Regions from separate parts of the Homo sapiens genome. Here region 1 is linked to region 2. The links are chromatin loops, found by intact Hi-C in ENCODE. Cell type or tissue: dorsolateral prefrontal cortex. All regions are shown on one strand. Each heading gives the region's core, and the rest is flanking DNA. Links, peaks and the distances in the headings are about the cores only. Region 1 overlaps ANKRD44 (ankyrin repeat domain 44). Region 2 overlaps ANKRD44 (ankyrin repeat domain 44).

Region 1 (5,382 bases), core at 119-5,118, 86 kb after region 2:
CAACTTCACCCCCAAGATGATATGCTTATGTTTTAAGCACAGCTGTTCCAACATGATTTTCTCTTCCCACCCTAAATGTGACAAGACATTGAGGCTTCATTCCCTGAATGCCACTGAACAAAGCCAACAGAGCTCTATGACCTTTGGTCTACCTCTTATGAACCGTTTTATTTCTAAGAATTGGTATTTCCTCCTCTATGAACCTGATGAGCTCCTTCTACCTTCTTCCCACCAAAGCCAAGACTGCTGGCAGTGGTGCATTCCTGTCCAAAAGGCGAGTCTCAGACGGAAATGTAGAAGTGTGATGCTTTGAAATACGGCACAAAACAACTCCCTCTTGAGAACCAAGGACATTAGACATAAGGACAATGTTTTATTTTAAAGCCACAAAACAGGGAGCCTCTAATTTAAGATTTTTGGGTCACTCGAAAGTCTTTTCACACTGAGCTCAAGTGTCCTTTCCTCTGAAACCTCTTCTGGTTCTCCACCCTGCATCCCCTCCTCCATGCTATAGGCTTCTGGACAGTACCATCACATCTAACTGCCTGCTTTCCTTTTTCTGCCTGCCCCTAACTGGGCTATGGGTACAGGGCAGAAACAGTCTTATTCATCTCTGTATCAACCTAACAACACATCTGGCATACAGTCAGTGCTCAATATATGTCTTGCAGGAATAGAAAGAAGTCTTAATGCATCTTAAACTTTTTATCAAAGCCTATGCCACAATAAGAAAAGGGTCTGCCTATATGAGGGCGGCCTGCAGGTTTCTGTGGTGAGACAGAGAACCGGTTGTCTACTAGGGTCTGGATGGAATCAATGGCTTGGTTTTTTTTGTGGTTCTCATCTATCCCTAACCTTGAGTGAAGATAGCAACCACCTCAGTCCATCACAGGCAGGGCTTGGCCTTGTTTCAAAGCTGTTTGACCATCTCAGAACCCTCAGCCCTTCAGGCTTCCTATCAATTCTGTTGTTCTAAATTAGAGCCATGACTTGAACCTGACTTACCCAGTGGGTGAGAAAAACAGGCTTGCTAAGGTGGTACCTAGAAGCTATGAGGCTGGGTTAGCATTCCACAGCAACGATGCTCACCTGTGTCCCCTCCTATGAGGGCTGCCTGCTGTGCAGTTCTGGTTTCTGTGAGACCTCAACCTGCAATAATCCTTAGAGAGTGACACTATGTCCACAACCAGTCCCACAGTGCCAGTTCCTGGGAGGCCAAGTGGCTTGTTGAATAGGAAACCAGCACTGAGTTTTTTAAAGATGTGGGACATTTACTTAGTAGTCTCTGGCTAGCCCCAACATGCGCATGAAAAAATTAGAGGCTCCCATTAGAATGAAACTACTGGTGTGGAACATTTCCAGGCGTAGGAAATCTAGATGTTGGAACAGTCATGGAAAGTGGAAGAAGTGGGCTGGTGATCTTTAACAGGCCAGGGCAGGCCCAGTGCTGGGAGGGAGGACTGGGGAGCAGAAGGTTAACACCAGGCTGGAGTGCAGTGGCTCACTGCAACCTCCACCTCCTGGGTTCAAGCGATTCTCCTACCTCAGGCTCCCGAGTAGCTGGGACTACAAGCGCACGACACCACGTCCAGCTAATTTTTGTATATTCAGTACAGACGGGTTTTCACCATGCTGGGCAGGCTAGCCTGGAACTCCTGACTTCAGGTAATCCGCCCGCCTCGGCCCTCCAAAGTGCTAGAATTACAGGCATGAAGCTCCGCGCCCGGCCACCACTATTTCTTAAAAGGTGAGGGTTTAAGAGATTACAGTGGGGGAGTGGATCCATCCGAGTGCTTCAGAAAGTACAAAAAGAAAAGGAAGCCGGGTCACGTGGAGTCCTTACTCTTCTCAATCCCTCAAGAATTTCCCAGAAGGATGGACTTTCCTAAGAGGCTGCGGTGTGCTGCAGGCCCAGTCCTGGTCCAGCCCTGTCGCTGGGCTAGAACCAGAGTTGGTGGGGAAGTTCCATTCCCGGGGAGCGAGGCTCCTTTATTCCCACCTGGCTGAGTGGGGGCTTTCTACATTCCTCGGGTCCCGGGAGGCCTGGCCTCTGACACCGCCGGCTGCGTCTGGGTAGCAAGACCCCTTGGTGCCTGCGGTTCTTGACCCCTCTCTGGCAGCACAAGGTCAAAGGTGTGGGGAGGGGCGGGAGGCGCAGCTGCGGGGTCCCTGGAGTTCCCTGGCGGGGCCTGGTAGCGGAAGACCTTTCCCTCTGAGGCGCCCCTCTGTTCTCTGGGGGCGGCCACACTGTGGGGTCGGGCAGGTCGCACCCTTCCCCCAGCTGAAGAGCAGCGCTCAGAAGAGCCCTTCCCCCACCGCAGCGGCTCCTGGGTGGGAAAGAAACAAAGGCCGGCTTCGCGGCCGCTCGGAGCCGGGAGCATGCGCGGTGAGCCCCCTCCCCTGCTGCTGCGGGGTTCCCGCGCCCCAACCCCTGCCCCGGACCTCAGGTCGCTGGCCCCTCCTGCCCCGGACGTCCGCTTTCTCGCCACCAGGCCTCCGCTCATTTGGGCCTGCCGCCTCCTCATCTTCTGCAGCCCAACCCTCAGCCTCCTCCATGCATTCCCAGCAATGCCTCTCAGAAGTAGTTGTCCCTTCCTCTGTGTTCCCTGGGTTTTGAGGGTTTTTTTTTTCCATTTAGTTTATTCTACCTTGGTTTTTAGCCATCTCTGAGGATGGCAGTACATCCTAGTGGGCCCTGGAGGCGGAAGAACTGGGTTCAAACCCTGCCCCCTGCCACTTGGAGCCATATAACCTTAGGCAAGTTACTAGATCCTCCTCTAAACTACTGTTTATTTGTCTGTAAAATGGGGCTAATAGAATCATTCTCCCTACCTCCTGAAGATGTGTGAGATGGAATGAAATGATGCTTAGAAAGCATTTGGCACAGTTCCTATCACATGGTTAGCACTCAGCAAATGTTGCCGGTTAGGATTTAACCCATGTTTTCACCCTTTCCTCAACACGCCCCTTCTGGCTGGCTGGCTGAATTCGAAAGACTGAGCAAATTCCAGAGTAAACAAGATGGCACCATCGGAACAAGAGGAAGGAGAATATGTCCAAGGGCCAGGTAAACATGCTCTCTAACAGGTCCCATGACTGGAGATGCTCAGGATCAGAGGAACAAAATGGAACGTGCCAGACTCCGTGGGAGGTGTCACCTGACAGAGGAGCTGACCGGACAAGCCTTCATCTTTAGTGAACAAAATCTAATCCTTGGCACAGCCACTTGTAATTTCTGGGGTGACAGAAAGGTCGAGTGAGCACGACCACAGTGAGTGGGTCACAAGAAGTGTCTCTGATCTCAGGTTACCTGTGATCAAGTACCTGTAAGCAGCTAGGAATAGTGATTGGGAACCAGAAGGCCAAATGTAAGAGGCACTCAGCACTAGAGATGCTCAGAAAATGCTGTTCCATGTCTAGAAGATGATGGATAAGTTAGTCAACTGCTGGAGTTTTCCTGGGAGCAAACACCATAAAATACAATTTGTGGAAGCATTACTGATGAGATATGATGCTGGCATATATAGCATCAGGAACCATTTACCCTAAGACCTAAGCAATGAAAGAAATGTTTAATAGTAACTATGAGCATCTATTGGTACGTGATAGCTTTTAAACTTGGACTTCTTTTAGTTCAAAATCATTTATATAGTGATAATGTAAATGATTTGACTCATTTTATGACATGAACAGAAGGATTTTCTAATAATTTTTACAATGAACATAGAGATTCCAGGCAAGTTTAGACAAAAAGACATGACACTGTTCTTGCCTTAAGTTCATACTTTAGTAGAGGGAACAAACATAACTTTGTAAGTTCCAATATCCTGTTTTAATCTATACCAAAGCTTAAAAGTTGAACCCTAAATCTGCCTGCAGATTTTGCTTGACTGTTACAGAGGTTTGTAAAATCTAAAGTGGAATATCTTTATTGGGGTATGAATGGTCCAGTTCAGTACAACCCCCACCACTCCCTAACACCTTCTTTACACAATGGCACTGCCTCCTGGATTCTGAAAGCTTTTGAGTTGGCAAGCAGGATCTGTACTTTTCTTTCTAAGTATGCTTATGCCTTTGGCCAAAAGCAACACAATTTGGACCCAATAAACTGCAATCCAAAGACGTGCTCTGAAGGACATGTAATGCCATAAACTGTTATGGGCAGCTTTTGAGAGCCAAGCATTGTGATAGGTTCTAGGGATACAAAGATGAATGAGTAAGGATCCCTGTTCTATAAGCACTTAAGATACTTAAATGACAAAGGCACCAAATGAAAGCGAGGAATATTGAAAAGAGGATGTTATGTGATAAGGATATGGCTACAGAATTTAAAGTTTGCTGATTCTAGACAAAAAGTAAATTCTTTAGAAAGAAATATTCCTAGAACAGAGAAGAAGAATCACTGACAATGATTGTTTTAAACATATGCCAGAACCTGCTATAAGCATTTTTCATGGATTATGCTCAGAATGGGATATCCCCATTTTACAGATGAGGAAATAGAGGCACGGAGAGATTAATTACCTAACCCAAGGTCATATAACAGCTGGTAGACAGCAGAGCCACACTTGGAACCAGGCACTCTGGCCACCAATGCTCACACTCTTAGCCACTATTCTATGCTGTATCCTAGAATAACCTATCGCTAGGCTATATTGACTTCTTGCAAATACCATTTAGGAACCAAATATTTTCTTTTCAAGATAAATCAAGTCAATTCTTATGTGATATATAGTGTCCTGAGAGAAATTACTTTGTCCAAGAATAAAAGCATAACATCATAAGTGACAGGTCTAGTTTTTAAGCTAATAGAAATTAATATATGTGGTATTTTTGTTTATAAATCAGTCTGAGTTTATACTGTGTGAATCATTTTCCCAAATTCCAGTCACTCTTGCACTGTGCTGAGAAAAATCAAGCCTCCTCAGGTGATGTGTATGCACATCAAAGTTTGAAAAGCATTAGCTATAAGGTAGAAATAAGACATTTGCCTTTCAGCAGCGCCTGCCACCAATCAGCCAAAAGAAAAAAAAAAAGTCTTTTTGAACACATACATTTTTATTCTTTCATAAACTTCATATACATGCCACTATATTATCATATTTAATATGCAATAAGATACACATAAAATATACATTTTAATTTTTTAAAAACAGATTGAAGTAGATATTTCATTGCCCCCAGTGGATCATCTGGCACACTTCCTAAGATGCCTATATTCCCCTTTTTGGAATCTACATACCTTACATCAAGGATCTTATCTAAGAGCTAGACCATCTATCTTAGATGGGTATCTTCCAATCATCGAAGACTTCCCAGAACCCAAATCAAGAATAATTTCTACAGTTAAAGAAAATACTGTGTATTGTTACTTTGTCAATG
Region 2 (5,382 bases), core at 269-5,268:
ACTATAATAATTTCTGTTTATTTTTGATTACAGCAAAACGGACTGAACACAAAGTGGTTTATAAATTCCATGCTTACGATCACAGACAGGAGCCACAAACCATGAATGCCAAAGTAAACGCAGACCAAGCTGAGTGTCAGAGTCAAAGAAAATATACATCAAATTTAATGATACATATTTAATGATATGTATAATCACTGTAATTGCTTGAGTAGACAGGAGGAGGCGCCAAAGACACATTTCATCAGCCTCACAAATCAGCTGGTCCAGATGGCCCCCCATCTTCTTCAATCCTACTCCAGCGCCCAGAGGACAAAGTCCCTGGACCGGTAGTGAAGGCCAGAGGACCACACATACTCATTTACTCTCTCCATTCCCTCCACAGGCCAGAAGCATAGGCTGGGATGGTGGAGTCAAAAATGATCTCCTTGCACAATTCCTGCTCAGAAGCTCAAATAACCTATGAAGAGCTACCAGATGTGTGTCTCTTTGTCAACATAACTCTAGCACAAAGCACAGAGTCAGGGACAATTTGTTAAAAGGATGACCCCTGCGAAGACGGCTATTTGTGTTGGGAGATGAGGAAGAAGATTGGCATGGCAATGTGAAAGTCTTAGAAATTCACCTCCTAGTGCATGTAAGTTAATTGGTTTGCTTTCCTAACATCTAATACCCAAGGAAATTGGAGTTTTAAAGACTGTTAAGATATTGGGTTCCTACAGAAAGAGGGAAAATATATGAGAAAAAGCATCCCCCTCAAAACCCCACTTCTTCATTTAATACTTGTTTTGGGGTTTTTAAAAAAACTTTTAGGTTCAGGGGTACATGTGCAGGTTTGCTATATAGGTAAATTTGTGTCATGGGGGTTTGCTGTACAGATCATTTTGCCACCCAGGTACTAAGCCTTTTACCAAATAGTTATTTTTTCTTATTTTCTCCCTCCTCCCACCCTCCACCCTTAAGTAGGCCCCAGTGTCTGTAGTTCCCCTCTTTGTGTCCATGTGTTCTCATCATTTAGCTCCCCCTTATAAGTGAGAACATGCAGTATTTGGTTTCTTGCTCCTGTGTTTGTTTGCTAAAGATTATGTCCTCCAGCTGTATCCATGTTCCTACAAAGGACATGATCTAGTTCTTTTTTATGGCTGCATAGTATTCCATGGTATCTATGTACCATACTGTCTTTATCCAGTCTACTGTTGATGGGAATTTAGGTTGATTCCATGTCTTTGCTATTGTAAATAACGCTGCAATGAACATACATATGCATGTATCTTTATGGTTAGAATGATTTATATTCCTTTGGGTATACACCCAGTGGTGGGATTGCTGGGTTGAATGATAGTTTTGCTTTTAGGTCTTTGAGGAATTGCCACAGTGCCTTCCACAATGGTTAAACTAATTTACACTCCCACCAACAATGTATAAACATTCCCTCTTCTCCACAACCTGGCCAGCATCTGTTATTTTTTGACTTTTTATTAATAGCCATTCTGACTGGTATGAGATGGTACCTCATTATGGTTTTGATTTGCATTTCTCTAATGATCAGTGATGCTGAGCTTTTTTTCATACGCTTATGGCCACACATATGTTTTCTTTTGAAATTCACTTAACACTTGTATCAAAGACAGGCCCTATTCCCTTTTCCCTCCTTTCAGAACCCTTTCCTCCTGTCTTATCTCCTGTTCTAATCCATCCACAGTTAGGTGAGCCAGCAGTGGGGATAAGATACCTGCAAAGGCCTGATTTGTGGTTCCACTCCTAGGGGAAAGTCCAGGATTGTTTTCAGGGTTGTGTTTTGTTTTGATTGGGAGGGGTTGGGGCATAAGAATGTTTTTAGCCTACTTAGGATCTTTGCTTTGTACGAACTACACCCCAGAGGAATTTTGGGATGCATTCCAAAATAGGAATACATAAAACTTTCTGTCCCACTAAAACCATTCAGGAAAGTGAGAGGAGAACTTTCATCCTGTGTTACAAACGGCTGACTGAGGTTTCTTTCCTGAAAGCAAACAACAGTAACACTTCTACCAATTATATTGATAATCCGGTCTGTTCGACTGACAGTGTAAATTAAGATCAATTAACACCTCCTCCTAACCGTTTTTGAATGTTTTATAATTGTCACAAATAGTCATCTCTTTGTAAATTACACAGGGCAAATGTTGATCTAATCAAAGGGGGGTAATTTCATTTTCAGACAAAATTTGTGAAACCTTCTTATGGACAGGAAAAACTCTTACTTGAATAACAGAAATAATGGTACCAAAATGGTCTTCCTGAAAAAATGAAGATATTGCATGCGATATGTTATTTCTATACAAAGAAGGTGTTAGGATAATTATCCTGAGTTTCTAGACTATGAAGGATTAAAGATAACTCACAAAAGTACTATAGAACAGCACACATTATTAAGACTATAATAACAAACTGTATAATAAAAGTTTGTTTTATCATGACAATTATGACATGGTTTTCATAGAGAAAACCAATTAAAGACAGCTGTGTCTTAAGTATATTTTGGAAGGCAGGCTCATAATATGTAGTGACAGTAGAAAGCCTTCACTCTGCCACTGATTACCACACACACACACACACACACACACACACACACACACGCATACACATTTTGTGAGGAGCATTTCTTATATGGGATCTAAACACAAAGCCATATTTGCTAATAGGTCTATACCAACTTCCATGGCAATGCTGGTGTTAGGAGGCAGAAATGGTACTGCCTTATATCGATGACTACCATGCTTTTGTGCTGTGCTTAAAAGCCTTGGGTGGTGGTGGGGCTCTAACCTGCAATGGAAGGCAGCATGGTGCAGTAGAAAAAACACTTTTTGAAATCAGAATTCATGAAATCCTGATTCATGGACCCACTTTTTACACAAGCCAGAGCTACAACTCTGGAAAAAAACAGTTAATGCCTCTGTGATTTGGGGTATGTGTGTGTGTGTGTGTTAGAGAAAACAAAACAAAACAACTCACCAATTCCAGACACTGCCTGTGCCCATAGGCGGCAGCATAATGTATGCTATTGTAACCTTCCTTGTCCCGGATAGATGGATTTGCATCATTTTGAAGCAGAAACTCTAGACATCTGTAAGTATAAAGATGAAGTGTTATTTTAGAAAACATCTCTGGACTGAAAAAGATAATTTATGTAAATCCTCCTATTACGAACGTTCCATGAAGTACTTTATGAGTTTGTTTCTTTAAAAATCCTACAGCAATGAAGTTTTATGTGTTGAAAATTGTGTGTGTGTGTGTGTGTGTGTGTGTGTATGTTTTCTGTAGCTATCTTTATTTGAGCTTAATATAGCCATTCTAGAATTCAGGAAAAGCTTTAGGAAAAAGAGGGTAATTACGATTTTTTTCTCCTCATCTTCAGGTAAGAACATCTGTTATCAAGATTACTGAATAGCAAGTTTTGGAGCTCCATGTTCAACAAAGTCTCAATAAAGAAGTGGTCAGTATCAGGGCAAGTAACAGGGCAACCTCAATAGGGAGGGGTTTACTCTTAACCTCACCATAAAATCAAAGGTTAGAAAATGAAAGTTAAAAAGAGTAAGAAAAAAAAATAAGAATAGCCTAAACAATAAAAAGATTAAAGGAATGGGTAAGCATTTTTAAAGAATGAAGAATTAACTTCATAACCACATATGAATAAAGAGGCTTAAATTTCACCATTAGGAATATAGACCTGAAAAATCAATGTTTAAAGCCTTTTCAGGCAGAGTTGTAATTTTTCTGAAAAAGCCACAGTCTTTGGAATGCTTAGAGGAAGGAGCACGGCTCCACCTTCACTGAAGAGCCCAAAACTCTGGTTCACAAGTACCCAGGAATGTAATAAGTTCTGCTCAGGGCCTACTGCAAACGGTCCAGTCCTGCTGGGAAAGAGGGAGTCACTAGTCAGGAAGCGCTGCTTCATAGCATCAGCATTATCCCTGTGGCAGTGGGACAAACATGTCTTTTACAAGACCAAGCTGATTCAATTTCATACTCAAATCAAAATGTTAAGATTCTAAATATCAACCCATACATTAAATAAGACCTTCCAATAGAAAATTTCTATAGTTTACCCAAAAACTATAAATAGCATTTACCTATCTTTTGGTATAAGGCAAAACGAAAAAAGTCAATTACACATAGGGACAATTAAAACAGACACTTCAATTTCTAGAAAAACTGATGAAAGCCATACATTTTAAAAAAACCAAATACCCACATGTCAATAATAAATCAAACTATTCTTAGAGTCTTGCTATTATTCTCTCTTCGGTCATTTGCACCTTATAAGGAAGGAAGTTCTTTTTTATTTTGGTAATTAAATGCCCATGGAAAGGATCCCAGGTATGACTCACTGTAAATTGAATTTGACTCTTTAAATGAAATCACTCAATAGGAATAACATGCTAGTGGACACACAATTCCCAATTTCTGAATGGATTATATCCTAAAAATCAGTTAATAAATTGAATTTGTAATATAGCCAAACTATATATACTAACAACAGTATTATTATAATAAAAGTAATGTAGAATTTGCATATTCTCCACATTGCTTGTAAGGAAAACATGCATTCCGTGTTTTCACTGGGAATGCCTAGTTTTTTTCTCTTCCCAGAGCCTAGTAATTTTGGCAATTAAGATGCAAAGCCAACAGATGCACATGACGTCAGAGGCGTATCTGGATACAGGGAGTGGCCTCCCTTTGCATAGAAGAACTCTCAGGCAGCTGGTTCCCCCTGCCCCCCTACCTTTCTTGTCCCCTCCCTCTCTATCAGCTTGTCTGGCTCAGGGCAAGCTTGCAGTTCACTGTAAAAGGAAGCGTTTGCTGCAGTGGCTTAAGATGCTAGTCTTTTAATATTGTTATTTTAAATTTGGGGGTATTAAAGCAAAACTCTGGTCATTCTATTTTATTCACTGCTGCATTTCCTGTCCTCATCCCAATTACCATCGAAGTTAGGTCCCACAACCTGCATTGGAGCCACACTCTCTAACTTCCTTTCCACAACAGTCTGGGCATGGGAGGAGCACAGTGGAAAACCCTGGAGTAGACACAGGCATTCGGGCCACAGAAAAACTGGCTCCTCTAACAATGGAAGAATAAATAAGTTAACAACGATGTGCCTGCAGACTCATAGAGCACCATATCCACTGGATTCCACAGGGGTGAGGCACAAGGAGTGGGTACCAATTCGTTTGTTTGTTCATTTACTCAACAGTTATTGAATATTGACTATGTGCTAGGCACTGCACTGAGCACTGTAAGCTTCTCACTGTGACCTGTGGTGCAGAAAAGACTCAGAGGACGAAGCTGTAGAGGTTCCCGTGCATCTACAGCCCTGAGTGATGGCAGGCACTCCCACCCCTG

The links. Hi-C counts contacts between places; a loop is a spot of excess contacts. Peaks named below come from ENCODE experiments on the same cell type or tissue, not always from the same donor. Only the 100,000 strongest peaks of a DNase experiment are listed, where the experiment ranks them.
Region 1: it touches region 2 in a loop (2.5-fold over the local background); 5 of 110 quality-filtered maps call a loop at or near these places.

What each region holds. Positions count from the first base shown.
Region 1 is chr2:197,162,199-197,167,580 of GRCh38, forward strand. All of the region lies in intron 2 of ANKRD44 (ankyrin repeat domain 44), which reads right to left. Among named protein-coding and RNA genes, the nearest start is that of ANKRD44-AS1, 33 kb to the right of the region's middle. In dorsolateral prefrontal cortex, for the core only: a CTCF peak has its summit at 2,415; DNase peaks (open chromatin) are centred at 1,655, 2,083 and 2,466; H3K4me3 peaks cover 1,420 bases; H3K27ac peaks cover 1,289 bases.
Region 2 is chr2:197,075,709-197,081,090 of GRCh38, forward strand. It overlaps ANKRD44 (ankyrin repeat domain 44), which reads right to left. Exons shown (of 28, transcript NM_001195144.2): 16 at 2,995-3,106. Among named protein-coding and RNA genes, the nearest start is that of ANKRD44-AS1, 120 kb to the right of the region's middle. In dorsolateral prefrontal cortex, for the core only: a CTCF peak has its summit at 2,996; DNase peaks (open chromatin) are centred at 3,017 and 4,716; H3K4me3 peaks cover 672 bases; H3K27ac peaks cover 4,355 bases.